2 separate regions of the Homo sapiens genome follow, and region 1 is linked to region 2. Evidence: chromatin loops called from intact Hi-C (ENCODE). Cell type or tissue: PC-3. All regions are shown on one strand. Links, peaks and the distances in the headings refer to the core of each region. The heading gives the core; the rest is flanking DNA. Region 1 has its middle 16 kb from the start of SYTL4. Region 2 overlaps SYTL4 (synaptotagmin like 4).

Region 1 (8,482 bases), core at 370-8,369, 51 kb after region 2:
AATTAAAATGTTTTCTAATGCTTGCAACATTTTGTTTGTGCTGTCAAACTTAAAAAAAAAAAAGCAGTTTGGCATTCACTCCAAGTCCAGTTAACCCTCTGTTTGAGTCTCCTCACTTGAGTAGGACGCATCTGCCTTTGGTATATTTCCATCTAGGGGCACTGTAGTTCAATAGGATCTTGCCTGGGCTGGGAATCAGAAGATGTGAACTTGTTCAATTTTTTTTTTTAAATGACTGTGGCAGTTATCTCACTATTCCTTGGTTTCTCATTTGCAAAATTATATTTCATTATGATAATAATATACTATGATAAATATGATATATCCAACATATAGGCCTTTTTTTTTTTGAGATGGAGTCTCACTCTGTCACCCAAGCTAGAGTGCAGTGGCGCGATCTCGGCTCACTGAAAACTCCTCCTCCCGGGTTCAAGCAATTCACCTGCCTCAGCCTCCCGAATAGCTGAGATTACAGGCGCTAGCCACCAAGCCCGGCTAATTTTTGTATTTTTCATAGAGATGGGGTTTCACCATGTTGGCCAGGCTGGTCTCGAATTCCTGACCTCGTGATCCACCTGCCTCGGCCTCCCAAAGTGCTGGGATTACAGGCGTGAACCACCGCGCCCAGCCACATATAGGCCTTTCTAATATGCAACTTCAGGGTCCCTTTTCAGGCCAAGACTCCCTAGCCAAAGGTCCCTAGGATTCAGTCTTCTTTTCTCTTTCCGAAAGTACTGCCACCCCCTCTATCCTTTTGGGCTGCTTCTCAATAATCCTTTTCCCCCATTCTGTGAAGTGGGACATGGTCTCAATGCTCCAGAAGACAATCACAGGAATTCTTCTACTGTAACCAGTTACAGCACTACTAAACTATTTTTCCCTTACAAGGAGTAACTATTGCATTAGCCAGATTCAGAGAAAAACATGGACTGTGCAACTTTTCTGTTGTTATTAGGAATACCATCAAACACTGCTCTAGCACCATTCATAATGCTTCACAGGAATGGTGGTCATTGTAATAGGAGTGTACATATCTTATAATGCCTCAATTACACAATTGTCAACAGCTGCCTCAATGCAAAGGGCAGTTTGGGCTGAGGCAGCGTATAAGCAGAACATTGCACGCTATAATTTGCATTAATAGCCTTTCCACCCACTATGCTTGTATCTACTCTAATATCACAAGCTTCATCTTCAAGGATCTTGAAGTCACATCTCCACTACCTTGCTGTTGCCATTCCATTTTTCATAATGCAGCTCAAAATTTCTCTCTTCAGACTTACAAGGAGGAGCTATCTGCAAATCGCTTCATCTGGGTTTAATCCCTGCTTCCTTTTCCTAAAATTTTCTTTATTATTCTTCTTGCACTCTTACTTGACAATCTTAAAATTGTTCTTACTGTGTATCCAAAGGTATGTAAGAATGAGGCTTGACACAAATAAACTGCAGTAAGATGTGAAGGCAGTTACTAGGGAGCTTCTGCAAATTTGTCGAGTCCTGGCACTCATTTTAAGCAAACAAACAAGTTTATTGAGAGTTCACCCTGCCCAGATACCTTTCTATTTGAAGCTCAGTAAATGTACAACTACCTCACCTCAGCATGAACTGAAAAGGTACAACAAGATTTCCAAAAGAAAAGTATTTGACAAGCAGAGTTAAAGTGAAAATTAGTATTTTCTTTAAAAAAATAAGAAGATTGGGTTCCTCTGTGCTCCAAGTCCTATGATTGTTCTTTGACAAATTTTTCACATTGTTATCTCTTTTGTTAGATCTTCAAAAAAGCAGACTCCCAAACAGGATGTTTTAAAAGTGAAAACCATGGGCTTGAAAAATAATAGAAAGAACGAGCAAGAAGAATAGTGTCCAAATTCCATCCTTCTGTTGCTACTGCTAACTGTCCAGAAAGGGGAAATGGTAGACAGTTGATGTTTCAGTTGCTGTGAAGTAGTGAAGTAAATAATAATACGGGAGGCCTCTAGGAAGAAAGACTATGTGTTGACACCAAATCAGCCAGCATAGAGTAGCCTCCACTCTGTATGTCTCTGCCTGTACAAATTCCTTCTCTCTGGAGGCTATTTTCCCAGCCTAATTTATAAACATCATGACAAAAGAGTTGGTTATTTGGGGTCAGCATAACACCGGGCAGTGGAAAAGCAAATACAGAGAACAAGATGTTCTACGCGTACATAATAGTGTCATTTCTTTTGAGGAGACACAGGAATCAAATAACAGGGATTTTTGGCTCTTCGGATTCTGAAGGAAAACAAAATGACCTTGGCATCTAGCAAATAAGCTCGAATTCAGAGGATTGAAGTTATTACCCAAAATAAGATTAGATTCTGCCCTGTGGGGACACATTTGTATTTCACAGTCAATTTGGGATTAACCTTTTCAGGGCTGGTGGAGAATTAATTAGTTCTTTACTTCTCTCTCTGGACTGCCTCAGGCTCTAGAGGTTTCCATGTATTCTAAAGGAGATTTGTGCAGGGCAGCCAGCTGTGCAACTGTGACTTATTTATTCATGCTTCTGGCATAGATTCCTCTGAGTGTGAGAACTGTAGAAGGCGCCCCTCCCAAAGAGCACACAAGCCCAACCCAGTGTAGCAGGACTTTGTGTGGGTGAGGTCCATCCAGTGCATCAATTATGACAGTCCAGAAAGGGACTGATCTGTGAAACCTCCCCAGGTCTGTTTCCTCCTCCACGGTGTTTCTCTTTTCTTCAATTGCTCCTGCTTTGTCCACACTACCACAGATGGGGCAGTTATGGTAATTCCAAAAGCCCAAGAATTCAAGCTGGCACTGCCTCAGCAACTGTGTGTTTTTAAAAGAAGCATACAAGTTCAATATGCATAGTTTAAAAAAGATGTCCGTCAAAATGTTAACAGTGATTATTTCTGTGGAGTGGGATTACTGAAAATTTTTGTTTTCCTCTTTGTGGTTTCCTAAATTTTCTGTTTTGATCATGTATTATTTGTGTAGGTTTTTCAATTTTCTTCTTTTAAAAAGGTAAGCTTCGCAGATGAATCATTTGTATTTCCCTAGTGCTCTATCTCCAAGCACTGTAGAACAGCCCTGAAAGTGTACAGAAAAACACCCAAGTGGGGAGTTTCACTTCCAGCATTATTTTTCTTTAAAATCATGGAGATAAGGCAAAGGATGAAGATATGAACACATGTTATCAGTGCGGCCTCAGCAGAAAAATAATTCACTCCAAATGGCTCAAATGAAGAGAATTTGTGAAAAACCATTTATAGGAAGTGGTCAGGGTTATAGACCTTGTTACAGAAGAAACAAGGGATAGTGAGGTTTGAGTGGGAAACTGTTACCACCCCTACAGCCAAGGGATAAGCGAAGAAACAGTTACCAGAGGCCAGCAAGTGCTGAGTCTATGGAGGAGGAGTTGGCCAGTGGGTGCTCTAGTTGTTTAAGAATGCAGCTACTGCCAGGGATGCAGTGCACAGCAGAGAGTGTAGGGAAGAAATATCCCTGACGCCTCGCTCCTTCACTCTCTGATCTCCTATTATTTTTAACCCTTTACCAAACCCAATGCAAGCCAAGGCAAGGGAACCAAGAATATGCAGTCCATAGGAGTAAACCTCCTAAGACATAAGGAGGGACTAGGAAGAGTAAAAACTGGATGAAGGTAGGAGATAAAGACCATCTAGCAGTCTACTCCTTTTATTTGAAAAACCACTTTATTGAGGAATAATTGACATAAAAAATTATACATATTTAATGTCTACAACTTGAAGAGTTTGGAGAAAAGTATACACACCTGAAAAAATAACCACAATCTATGTCATAAACACATCCATCATCTCCAAAAGTTCCCTCCTGCTCTCTTCATTTATTATTTTTTATAAGAACACAACATAAAATCTACTCTCTTAGCAAATTTTTAAGTATATAATACAGTATTGTTAACTGTAGGCACCATGCTGTACAGGAAATGTCTCGGACTTATTCATCTTGCGTAACTAAAGCCTTCCCATTTCCTAATACCTTCCCATTTCCTCCTCTCCCTAGCCCCCAACAACCACTATTCTACTCTCTGCCTCTATGAGTTTGACATTTTAGATTCCACATTAGTGGTATCATGTGGTATTTGTCTTTCTGTGTCTAGACTATTTTACTTAGTATAATGTCCTCCAGGTTCATCCATGTGTTACAAGTGGTAGAATCCCACTCTTTTTAAAGGCTGAATAATATTCCATTTTATGTATATGCAGTAGTCCCCCCTTATCTGTGGTTTTACTTTCCACAGTTTCAGTTATCCCTGGTCAACTGTGGTCCTAGAATATTAAATGGAAAATTTCAGAAATAAACAATTCATAAGTTTCATGTTTTGTGTCATTCATAGTAGTATGATAAGATCTCACGCTGTCCCACTCAGTCCCACCCTGGATATGAATCATCTCTTTGTCCAGTGTATCCACGCTGTATATGCTCCCTGCCCATGAGTCACTTAGGAGCCATCTAGGTTATCAGATCAACAGTGGCAGTATCACAGTGCTTGTGTTAAAGGAACCCTTGTTTTGCTTAATAATGGCCCCAAAGCACAAGAATAGGGATGCTGGCAATTCAGATATGCCAAAGAGAAGTTGTAAAGTATTTGCTTTAAGTGAAAAGGTGAAAGTTCCTGACTTAATAAGGAAAAAAAAATCATATGCTGAGGTTGCTAACATCTATAGTAAGAACGAATCTTCTATCCACAAAACTGTGAAGAAGGAAAAAGAAATTCGTGCTAGTTTTGCTGTTGCACCTCAGACTATAAAAGTGATGGCCACAGTGCATGTTAAGTGCTTAGTTAAGGTGGAAAAGGCATCAAATTTGTGGGTGGAACACATCAATAGAAACATGTTCTGGCCAGGCACAGTGGCTCACGCCTGTTATCCCAGCACTTTGGGAGGCCTAGGCGGGCGGATCACCTGAGCTCAGAAGTTCGATACCAGCCTGGGCAATATGGTGAAACCCAAACTCTACTAAAAATACAAAAATTAGCTGGGCATAGTGGTGGGCATCTGTAATCCCAGATACTCAGGAGGCTGAGGCAGGAGAATCGCTTGAACTAGGAGGCAGAGGTTGCACTGAGCCAAGATCACACCACTGCACTCCAGCCTGGGAGACAAAGGGAGACTCTGCCTCAAAAAAAAAAGAAAAAGAAAAAAGAAAAAGAAAAAGAAAAAAGAAACATATTCTGACTGGCAGCAATGTATTGCTCCAGAAAGCATTGAGTCTATACAAAGACTTAGCAAGAAATCCCCTGAAATGAGCAAGCCATTTACTGTAAGTAAGGGATAGTTATACAGATTCAGGAATAGGTTTGGACTGAAAATATATAAATTACTGGAGAGGCTGTGTCTGCCAATGACGAAACTGCTGCCACATGAGTACAGTACAATAAGATATTTTGCGAGAGAGACCACAGTCACATAACTTTTATCACAGTATATTATTATAATTTTATATTTATTATTAGTTATTGTTGTTAATCTCTTATTGTGCCTAATTTATAAGTTAAACTTTATCATGGGTATGTATGTATAGGAAAAAACAGCATATATAGGGTTTGGTACTATCTACAGTTTCAGGGATCCACTGGGGGTCTTGTAAAGTTATCTCCTGAAGATGAGGGAGAGACCACTATACCACGTTTTCTTTATTCATTTGTCCATCCACAGACATTTAGGTTGCTTCCATGTCTTGTCTATTGTGAATAATGCTGCAATGCAATGAACATGGGAGTGCAGATCCCTTCCAGATCCTGATTTCAGTTCTTTTGGCCATATACCCAGAAGTGGGATTTCTGGATCATCTGGTAGTTCTGTTTTTAATTTTTAAGGAAATTTCATACTATTTTCTACAGTATCTGTACCAATTTACATTTCCATTAACAGTGTTCAAGGGTTCCCTTTTCTCTACATCCTCACCAACACTCGTTTTTGTTTTGTTTGTTTGTTCTTGTTTTGTTTTGTTTTGAGATAGAGTCTTGCTCTCTTGCCCAGGCTGGAGTGCAGTGGCGCAATCTCAGCTCACTGCAACCTCTGCCTCCCAGGTTCAAGAGATTCTCCCACCTCAGCCTCATGAGTAGCTGGGACTACAGGCATGTGTCACCATGACCAGCTAATTTTTGTATTTTTGTAGAGATGGGGTTTCACCATGTTGGCCAGGCTGGTCTCGAACTCCTGACCTCAAGTGATTCGTCCGCCTCAGCCTCCCAAAGTGCTGGGATTACAGGTGTGAGCCACTGCACCCAGCAATACATTATCTTTTGTTGTTTTATAATAGCCATCCTAACAGGTGTGAGGTGATATCTCATTGTGGTTTTGATTTGCATTTCTCTGATGATTGGTGATATTGAGCACCTTTTCATATATCAGTTGGCCATTTGTATGTCTTCCTTTAATAAACGTCTATTTAGTTCCTTTACCCATTTTTTTAATCAGGTGGTTTTTGCTATTGAGTTGTATGAGTCCCTTATATATTTTAGATATTAACCCTTTATCAGATGTATTGTTGGCAAATATTTTCCTCCTTTTCATAGGTTGCCTTTTCACTCCTGCTTGTTTCCTTTGCTGTGCAGAAGCTTTTTAGTTTGAGGTAGTCCCACTTGTTTACTTTTGCTTTTGTTGTCTGTGTCCTTGGTGTCTTGTCAAGAAATCATTGCCAAGATGAACGTCAAAAAACCTTTTTCTCTGTATTTTCTTCTAGGAGTTGTACAGTTTTGGGTTTTATGTTTAATTCTTTAATCCATTTTGAGTTGATTTTTGTGCATAGTGTAAGATAAGGGTCTATTTTCATTCTTTTGCTTGAGGGTATCCTATTTTCCCAACACTTTATTATAGAGATTGTGTACCCCTTTTGTCACTCAGGAGCCATTCTTGTCCTTTGTTCAAAGGAAGAACTCTCATCTACAATACAGAGGAGACACAAAATTCTATGAGCTACTGTATCATCATGAGGTGGTGTTGATTTAATTACATTCCTATCTGGAACCTAAATTATAATATTAGCCACCATCAGACTGTTCATCAAGGAAGCAAGAAGAGGGGAGTGAGAAAAAGAAATAGTTGATTAACATAAAATATGCATAGCTGTTACAGTACCCAGTTGCTGAAATGAGGAATGAATTCCCTCATCTCCCTCCCCCTACGCACAGGGAATCAGCCCTCCTCAGCATAAAATCTTAAATAAACACCCCTAGGGCAGTTACCAGGCAAGCTAGTGTTGAGCTTTTTCTGGATCCACACTCTCATCTGCTTCAAGTCCATGTGGAGAGTTAGACCCAACAATAGCATGAATTACAAAAGAACAAGGCCTGGCCCAAGAGAGAGAGCTTTTATCCCAAAAGAGACCTAAGACCTCACCAGTCTGTATTGACTGGAGCACAGGAAGCATGTTCAGAAGTGAGTTCTAGGGGTATGAGTGAGATCAAGGAGGAAAAAATACAAGACTTGATAGAGGTGAATTCTTCAGCACAGGTGTATTCATCCAGAATTCAAAACTTAAAATTCAAGCACTAGGGTATGTTGTAATGGTATGTTAAATTGGCTAATTAAAACCTGGACCCAGTGATGGCCTGCAGTTATTGAAGTTAAAATGCCTGAACTTCTCTGATGTCCTGTGGAATACGGAGTCCAAAGATTCAGGGTAATGGATATAATGAAATGGATCTATGTACAAACTGTTTAGCTACGCCCCTAGGCATCCCTCCTGGAAACACACAGAGGACACTTCCTTCACCAAGGCATTTAGAAAAAGGCATCGATGTCTTTCCTCTTTCCTCTCATTCCTGGGAAATTTAGTCTGAAAGCCATTAGGTGGAGGCAGAGCAATGGAGGCATCTGAAGGGCAGAATGTTAAGTCTGAGTAGAGTAGAAAGGTGTGGTATAGGGTTACGGAGATGGAGCTTAACCAGAGTATGAGGACACCCATGCACGTATGGAGGGCATCACACATAGGAACAGCCTGAATAGAGTGGCGAAGCCCAAACAGGGAAAGGAGGAATTTCGTGAAGAGGGGTCGCCTGGCTTGGGGGTATAGCACTCAAGAAGGATTAGGAGAGTGTCCACACTACCGGACAGTCAAGCATGAGGAGTCACAGCCAGAGCAGAGGGAGAAGGACATCCCTAAGAAGAGGTGGCTTTAGAGTCTGAAGATGGTGAGGAAAGCATCCACATGGATTAAAGGGGAATGCCTGGTGTGGGGAATCAGAGCCCAAGCAGAGTGAGGAAGGCATCCTTCAAGAATGGAACAGGGTATTTCTTTTTTTTTTCCTCTCTGTTTTTTTTAATATGCTTTAAGTTCTAGGGTACATGTGCACAACATGCAGGTTTGTTACATAGGTATACCTGTGCCATGTTGGTTTGCTGCACCCATTAACTCGTCATTTACATTAGGTATTTCTCCTAATGCTATCCCTCCCCCTGCCCCCCACCCCCCAACAGGCCCCAGGGTGTGATGTTCCCCGCCCGGAACAGGG
Region 2 (8,482 bases), core at 366-8,365:
ATTAGTGAGAGCAGCAGGAAAAGGGGGAAAAAACATCGATTCTTCCTCAAATATCTCAAATAACTTCCCTTGGCTCCCCGGACACCACACTCTCCTGGTTTCCTCCTCCAACCTCACTGGCTGCTGCTTCTCAGTCTCCTTTGCTAGTCCTTCCTCCTCCCGTAGACCTCTAATATTTAGATTATGTCCAAACTTCTTCCTTGGGCTGCTCCTCCTCTCTATCTAGAATTATCCCTAAATGATCTCATCTAGTCTCATGGCTTTAAATATCCTCAATAAACTAATAACTCAAATATATTTATTTTTATTTTTTATGTTTTTTGAGATGGAGTCTCTGTCACCCAGGCTGGAGTGCAGTGGCACAATCTCGGCTCACTACAACCTCCACCTCCTGGGTTCAAGCGATCTCCTGCCTCAGCCTCTTGAGTAGCTGGGATTACAGGTTTGTGCCACCATGGCTGGCTAATTTTTTTATTTTTAGTAGAGACAGGTTTTCACCATGTTGGCCAGGCTGGTCTTGAGCTCCTGACCTCAGGTGATCCATCCGCCTCAGCCTCCCAAAGTGTTGGGATTACAGGCGTGAGCCATCATGCCCGGCCTCAAATTTATCTCTTACTCAAACTCCAGACTTGTTTTTCCAATGGCCTCCTCAATGTCTCCACGTGGATGTCTCAAACACAGCAAGCCCAAAACCAAAGCCCTAATCTTCCCCCAAAACTGCTCTTCGCTCTGTCTCATCAAATGGCAATTCCCTTTCATTTCTCAAGTCAAAAACGCTAAGAATCATCGGTTACTCCTCTTTTTCTCACAATACAAATCAAATCTGTCAGCAAATCCTCTTCAATGTATACCTAGACTCTGATACGTTCTCACTGCCTCCACTGCCATTACTCTGGTCCAAACCACCATCATGTAGCTCTTGGATGGTTGCAGTAGCCTCCTAACTAATCCTGCTTCTTCCCTTGGCTTTGACTTTCCCTCAACAGCCAAAATGAGCTTTTAAAATGTAAATCAGGGATAGAACTATCATATGACCCAGCAATTCCATTCCTGGGTACCTACCCAACAGAACTAAACAATATATGTCCACACAAAAATGTTACATGAATGTTCATAGCAGCATTATTCCTAATAGCCAAAAGATGAAAACATCCTAAATGTCCATCAATGCATGATTAGACAAATGAAATGTGGTATATTCATATAATGGATTATTCATCAATAAAAGACAATGAAATTCTGATACATGCTGCAACATGGATGAACTTTGAAATCATTATGCTAATTGAAATAAGCCAAACACAAAAGGCCACATATTGCATGACTGCATTTATATGAAATGTCTAGATTAGGCAAATCCATCAAGACAGAAAGCATATTAGGGGCTGGGGTAAATGGAGGTGGCTACTTAATGGCTATCGGGTTTCTATTTGGGATGGTGAAAATGTTCTGAAATTAGATAGTGGTGATCTAATTTCACAACATTCTGAAAGTACTAACAATCACAGAACTTTATACTTTAAAATTGATTAAAATGATTTTATGTTATGTCAACTTTACCTCCATTTTTAAAAAGAAGACAAAATAAGGCTGTGCCCCTCAGAGCCATCCTTCTTACTTGGAGTAAAAGACAGAATGCTTACAAGTGCCACCAAAGTCTTAACATGATCTGCTTCTCATCCCATCTCTGTCCTCAACTCCTTCCTCAGCCTCCCTTGCTCACTCAGTTTCAGATTACTCAAAAGTGCCAAACAAAATCTCACCCTAGGGTCTTTATACCTCCTTCTTTCTCTATCTACATGCTCTTCCCCCAGATACCCTAAGGGTTTGCTCCCTCATTTTTTTCATATCTTTGCTCAAACGTTACCCTGTTGTTAAGACTTGCCCTGGCTATCCTAAACAGTATATGTACACACATTCATTCCTGGCACTCCCTATACCTTTGGTCTACTTCATTTTCTCCACAGCACCTGTCAACATCTGATATACCATACATTTACTTGACTATCTTTTTATCTCCCACCCCGGAAATCTAAGCCCCACAAACAAGAGGCCTTGTATTCACCAGTGTATCTCAGGGTCTAAAACAATGCCTGGCACATAGTAGGCATTCATAGATATTTGTCAAACAAACAAACTAATAGATGCACAAAGAATGAGGTAACCAAAATCTATAATGTCTTAGCCAGTAAAGAATAAACTCTCCAAGTTGTCACATGATGTTTGACAGTTCTGTGAAAACAGACAGCAGGGCTGAAATCCTAGTACTTACAAGAGGTGAAATGTCAGTCATTCCTTGAAAGATGTATTACTTGTATAGCACAAGACATAGCAGGGGGGCTTGATTTCATTTTTTACTTTAGAATTGTCCTTTTTCCCCTTTTGTCCCCACCCCCACCCCCGCCAAAAAAACCCAAGCAGAACCATTCCTCCAGAGAGGTAGTTTTAACAATGGTCCATGGAGAGTGGTTTTTCCTTTTTTTCCTAAAGATTAATACATACCAATCCACAGCTAATACAAACAACCCAAGGGCAGAAAAGCAATTATTTGACATCTGTGCAGTAAAAAATAGACTAAGAGATGGGAGCCCTGGGCTCTAACTATCTGTATGATCTCAGGTAAATCACTTATCCTGCTTTCTTTTCTGCAAAAATAGGGTGGTTGAATTAAATTATCTCTGAGGCTCCATAATTTCATGGGAAAGATCATTTATGGTCACTTAATCTGTTTTCATGTTTAGGATAAATAAGAGTCTTCTGGGTCCAATGAGACAAGAGATCACAGACAACCAGAAGCAATAGGTTTCAGAAATTACATTCTGACTGATGATGTCAGATGTGTTAATCAGGTTCAGCAAATAAAAGCCATTCTTATCCTTAATCCACAAAGAAAAAAGGGGGCCTCATCACCTGGAACGGATGAGTCACCCACCCAAGGCTGTGTAGATAAAAATCACAGTCCATATATACAATGAAACATCATACAGATGTCAAAAGAATGAAACAGATCCTTGGTGCTGACACAGAAAGATGTTCATGTTATATCCTTCTACAATTTTTTTCTTTTACGCTTTGAGTAATAACTGACATAAATAAGCTGCACATGTTCAAGTGTGCAACGTGACATTTTGACAAATGTAGACATCTGCGAAACTATCACCACAATTAAGTTAATGAACATATCTTTCACTCCCAAAGGTTTCCTCCTGCCCCATTCTAATCCCTCCTGCCCTTCCTGTAAGTGTTGATCTGCTTTCTGTCACTGCTTTCTAGTTTGTATTTTCTAGTTTTTATACAAACAGAACCATACAGTATGTACTCTTTACTGCTTGGCTTCTTTCACTCAGCATGATTATTTTGAGATTCATTCATGTTATTGCGTGTATCAATAGTTCATTTCTTTCCATTGCTGAGTAGTATTCCACCGTATAAACAAATCAGTTTATCCATTCACCTGCTGATGAGCATTTGGGTTATTTCCAGGGTTGGGCTATTACAAATAAAGCTGCTATGAACATTCACGTAGAAGTCTTTGTACAAACATACGTTTTCCCTTCTCTTGAGTAAGTACCCAGGAATGAAATGACTTAATCACAAGGTAGGTGCACAATGAACTTTTTAAAATACTGCTAAACTGCTTTTCAAAGTAGCTATGCCATTGTACATTCCCACCAGCAGTGTATAAGAATGCTAGTTGTTTATAATAGCAAGGAGGAAATGTAGAAAAGAAAATTTTTTTTAAATCCAGTTGTTTTACATCCTCACCAACAATTGGCATGGTCAGTCTTTTTAATTTTAGTCATTCTAATGGGTATGTAGTAGTATCTTATTGTGATTTTTAGGTCAAATTTATTTAATGACTAAAGATGTTGAGCACCTTTTCATGTGCTTATCTGACATCTCTATATTGTCTTTGGTGAAATGTCTGTTCAAATTTTTTGTGCATTTTCTATGGGATTGTCTGTATTATTGAGTTTTTAAAGTTCTTTTTCTTTCACTTTTTTTCACTTAACATGTTTATAGTATCATCCTTTAAAGAAAAAGAAATTAAAAACTTAGGAACCCAACCCATATATGTATATTTAGACAGCTTGGTAGTCCATATGCCAAAACTATTCACAACTATTAACGATAATTATCTGGGGAAGAAGCAGTGAGGTTACTGGAGGACTTACTTTATACATTTCTATGCTGTTTTTCAACAATCATATGAAACATGATAAAGTCATTTCCCTTTGGGTGAGTGAAAGTTAGGGGAAAAAAAAACCACACACACACCATACAAAAGCTAAAAATTCACCGCCACAACCAAATGAGTCAAAAATAAAGCCTCAAGTCACAGATTTCAAAAATCGCACCTAAGAAAACAGAAGATTTAATTCAGCAAAGCTCCTTAACTAATCCTTTCCAATGTAGCAATTTGCAGATTAAGTGAGTGAGTAGTCAAGAAAAACAGAAGTCCTCAAGATTTATAGCCCCAGGTACCACTGTAGAACCTCAACAGAGACAGACAAGACTGATGCAAAATGTCATCTCCCAGGGCACTGGTATGAGCTAGGGGATTAACCCAGATCTGGGACAGGTAAGCCCTGAACCAGGACATTTAAGAGAATTTCATGAGACCAAAACTCAGGACTCCAAGTTGCCTTCTGCACCTACCCCTTCAGGTTACAAGGAAAGAAATATAAAAAGCAATATTCAGTCCTTAAACTAAAGTACAGCTGGGAATGGGGAAAAGATAAATTGTTTCAAGTTAAGGTGAGAAGAACTCACATATGCTATATCAGAGGAAACAAAAGATACAGACAAAACTTCCCATATTAAAGTTCAGTAAAATGAAATAATAGTCTGGCAGATATATAAATAGCCATGAAGTGGAGAGAAATGAAAACAATTTGCAAGATGGATGAAGAACCGAGTCTGGAGAAGAATTTAACCCTAGGAAAACAAGTAGGTTTCATGTGAGTGCTTTACACTACAGGGGAACTAATAATATAAATTCAATAAAGTGCAAGAATTCAAATACAAGATGATAAAACAAAATGAGAGAAAGAAGATTAGAGCAAAGAACAAATCAAAACCTAAATAAGATAATTTACTCAAATAATTAAATTAGAAGCAGCAAAAAGTAAGGAAGGGAGGGGAAAAGGGGTAGGGGAGGGAAATAAACTGAAAACCAAATTAATAGCATGGAGGAATGGGTTGGGCTAATCACAGTTAATTGCTTTCACCATTTTTCCTATTCCATTCGCTAGTAAAAGAAAATGACAAAAATAGAGGATAAGAAAATCCAGTATCTCTGAGGTGGAGAACTTAAATAATAAAACAGAAAGAAAAAGAGTTCTGAGACATGATACAGAAAAATTTTCCAGCAATGAAGAAAGAACTCATCAAGGATATATCACATATAGGGAAAAATGATACAGAATGATCACCATTGAGTTACAACCTTGTTAAATTACTAAACTTTTTTTTTATTTTTTATTTTTTGAGATGGAGTCTTGCTCTGTTGCCCAGGCTGGAGTGCAGTGGAGCAATCTTGGCTCAGTGCAAGCTCCGCCTCCCGGGTTCACGCCATTCTCCTGCCTCAGTCTCCCCAGCAGCTGGGACTACAGGCGCCTGCCACCACGCCCGGCTAATTTTTTTGTATTTTTATTAGAGACGGGGTTTCACCGTGTTAGCCAGGATGGTCTCGATCTCCTGACCTTGTGATCCGCCCGCCTCGGCCTCCCAAAGTGCTGGGATTACAGGAGTGAGCCACTGTGCCCAGCCCTTAAATTACTAAACTTCAAGAAAAAGAAAAGAAAATTTTCAGGCAAGTCCAATCTCTCTCCCTTTCTCTTTCTCTTTCTCTCTCTCTCTCATCCATAAGAAAGAAAGACAAGGGCCAAGATGTCCTCAGACTTCTTCACAGTTACATTCAATGGAAGAAGACAATGGAACAATGTCTACAACATTCTGAGGGAAAGAAAATGTGGCCCAAGAATATAATATCCAGCCAAGATACCATTCAAGTATAAAGGCAGCTGGCAGACATTCTTAACATGTAAGAATACAATAAATATAGCACCTGCAAGCTCTTCTTGAAGGACCTCCTCAATGATGAAATCCAGAAAACCAAGAAATAAATCAGAAATAGAGAAGTTGTGGTATAAGGCCTGGTTGTAAGCATACAATCCTTTTAAGTATAAAACTAAAAGGAAACAAACAGATAAAACAAACAGATGGTTTATGGTTATATAAGAGAATGTAAATATTATAAACCCTGACAAAGGAAAAATAATTTGAGTAACAAATAGTGGGGATAGAAGAAAATAACCGGGGGGAAGTGTAAGAAAGCTAACTGCTTCCTCTTTCACAGCAAAGCGCCCACTGATAATGTTAAATATTGAAACAGGCAGATTTTTAAAATGACGGCTAACTCCAAAGTATCCACCTTAGAAAAATGAAAACAGGCCAGGCATGGTGACTCACACCTGTAATCCCAACATTTTGGGAGACCAAGGCAGGTGGATCACTTGAAGTCAGGAGTTCAAGACCAGTCTGGCCAACATGGTGAAACCCCGTCTCTACTAAAAACATGAAAATTAGCTGGGCTTAGTGACGCGTGCCTGTAATCCCAGCTACTCAAGAAGCTGAGGCAGGAAAATCGCTTGAACCTGGGAGGTGAAGGTTGCAGTGAGCCGAGATGGCGCCACTGCACTCCAGCCTGGGCAACAAGAGCGAAACTCCGTCTCAAAAGAAAAGAAAAGAAAAAGAAAAGAAAAGAAAAAAGAAAAGAAAAGAAAAAAAAAGAAAAGAAAACATACATCCACACAAAACTCTTAATGAATGTTCATAGCAGCATTACTCTTTTTTTTTTTTTTTTTTTTTTTTTGAGACGGAGTCTCACTCTGTTGCCAGGCTGGAGTGCAATGGCGCGATCTCGGCTCTCTACAACCTCTGCCTCCCAGGTTCAAGTGATTCCCCTGCCTCAGCCTCCCGAGTAGCTGGGACTACAGGTGCGTGCCACCACACCTGGCTAATTTTTTTTTTTTTTTTTTTTGGTAGAGATGGGGTTTCACCATGTTGGCTAGGATGGTCTCGATCTCCTGACTTCATGATCCACCCGCCTCAGCCTCCCAAAGTGCTGGGATTACAGGCGTGAGCCACTGCGCCTGGCCCAGCATTACTCTTAATAACCAAAAAGTAGAAACAACCCAAATGTTCTTCAACAGATGAACAGATAAAATGTGATAAATACATATCATGGGGTATTATTTGGCTATAAAAAGGAATGAAGTTCTGATACATGCTATAACATGGATGAACCTTGAAAACGTTAATGTTAAGTGAAAGAGGCAAGTCAAAAAGGACCACATATTGTATGATTCAATTTACATGAAATACCCAGGATAGGCAAATACAGAGAGACAGAAAGTAGATGAGTGATTGTTTAGGGATCAGGGAGGGTGACAGCTAAAAGGGTAAAGGGTTTCTTTTTGAGGTGATGAAAATTTTCTAAAATTGATTCAAGGGATGGTTGCAAAACTCAGTGAATATACTAAAAACTATTGCATTGTACACCAAAAATGGACAAATTGTATAGTATGTGAATTATATATATCTCAATAAGGCTGTTACCAAAAAAACTCCACTAAAAAAGTGACCAACTGCTCAATGGCTTTCATAATATTTTTTCTTAAGCTTAGAGGAATGTTAACAACTAATATCTTTTACTTTAAAAAAACATTTGTCTGAAGATTAGCTATTCTTTCATTTTATTTCAGTGTTTTATTCTGTTAAATTCAAGTAAAATTAAATAGGATGATTTTAATTTATTATACTATGATCTAATATTAAAAAGATTTTTCAGTTTATCCATCCAGTCAACCCGTTATGTATATACATAGAAGATATACGAAATAATTTTCACATAATGTGAAAACTGGGGTAGTAGGAATGTGGGTGATTTGTTGCTTAATAATGAGCATGTGTTATTTTTATTTGTCTTCAAATTGTTCGTATAAAGAACAAACTATTCAACCTGAGAAAGCGAATGCAAACTATAAAAAATAAAGAACTAAGTAAATATACCAAAATGTTAATGTCTACATATGAGTAGTGGGATTAGGAATGATTTTTTCCCTCCTTTACTATTTTCTGTACTTTTCAAGTTTTCCTATAATGAACATCTATTATTTTATAAACAGAAGAAGTAAAAAGAATAGTAAAAGAATTAAAGGGATATTGTAAGCATTTCTTTAAACAATTACTTGATTCTTACCTGGGCTCCTTCTGCCGCTCCTGAATGATCTTTCTTCCTGGCCAGATGTCACCCATCTGTGTCTGATGAAGGAGGGACTGTCCCACTGTCTCTCTTTTACTCACTTCAAGACAAAGAAAAGTATGCCAGGGTGGTGGTTATGAGTAGGGGAAAAAGGAAACAACCCTCATAGCAAATCCCCTGAAATACACCATGCTTGCAGAAGGGATGACAATA

What was found. Hi-C counts contacts between places; a loop is a spot of excess contacts. Peaks named below come from ENCODE experiments on the same cell type or tissue, not always from the same donor. Only the 100,000 strongest peaks of a DNase experiment are listed, where the experiment ranks them.
Region 1: it touches region 2 in a loop (3-fold over the local background); 5 of 110 quality-filtered maps call a loop at or near these places.

The regions. Positions count from the first base shown.
Region 1 is chrX:100,743,885-100,752,366 of GRCh38, forward strand. No RefSeq gene overlaps it. Among named protein-coding and RNA genes, the nearest start is that of SYTL4, 16 kb to the left of the region's middle. In PC-3, for the core only: no CTCF peak of the experiment used is centred there; no DNase peak of the experiment used is centred there; H3K27ac peaks cover 524 bases.
Region 2 is chrX:100,692,631-100,701,112 of GRCh38, forward strand. It overlaps SYTL4 (synaptotagmin like 4), which reads right to left. Exons shown (of 20, transcript NM_001370165.1): 8 at 8,267-8,369. Among named protein-coding and RNA genes, the nearest start is that of SYTL4, 35 kb to the right of the region's middle. In PC-3, for the core only: no CTCF peak of the experiment used is centred there; a DNase peak (open chromatin) is centred at 3,521; H3K27ac peaks cover 1,780 bases.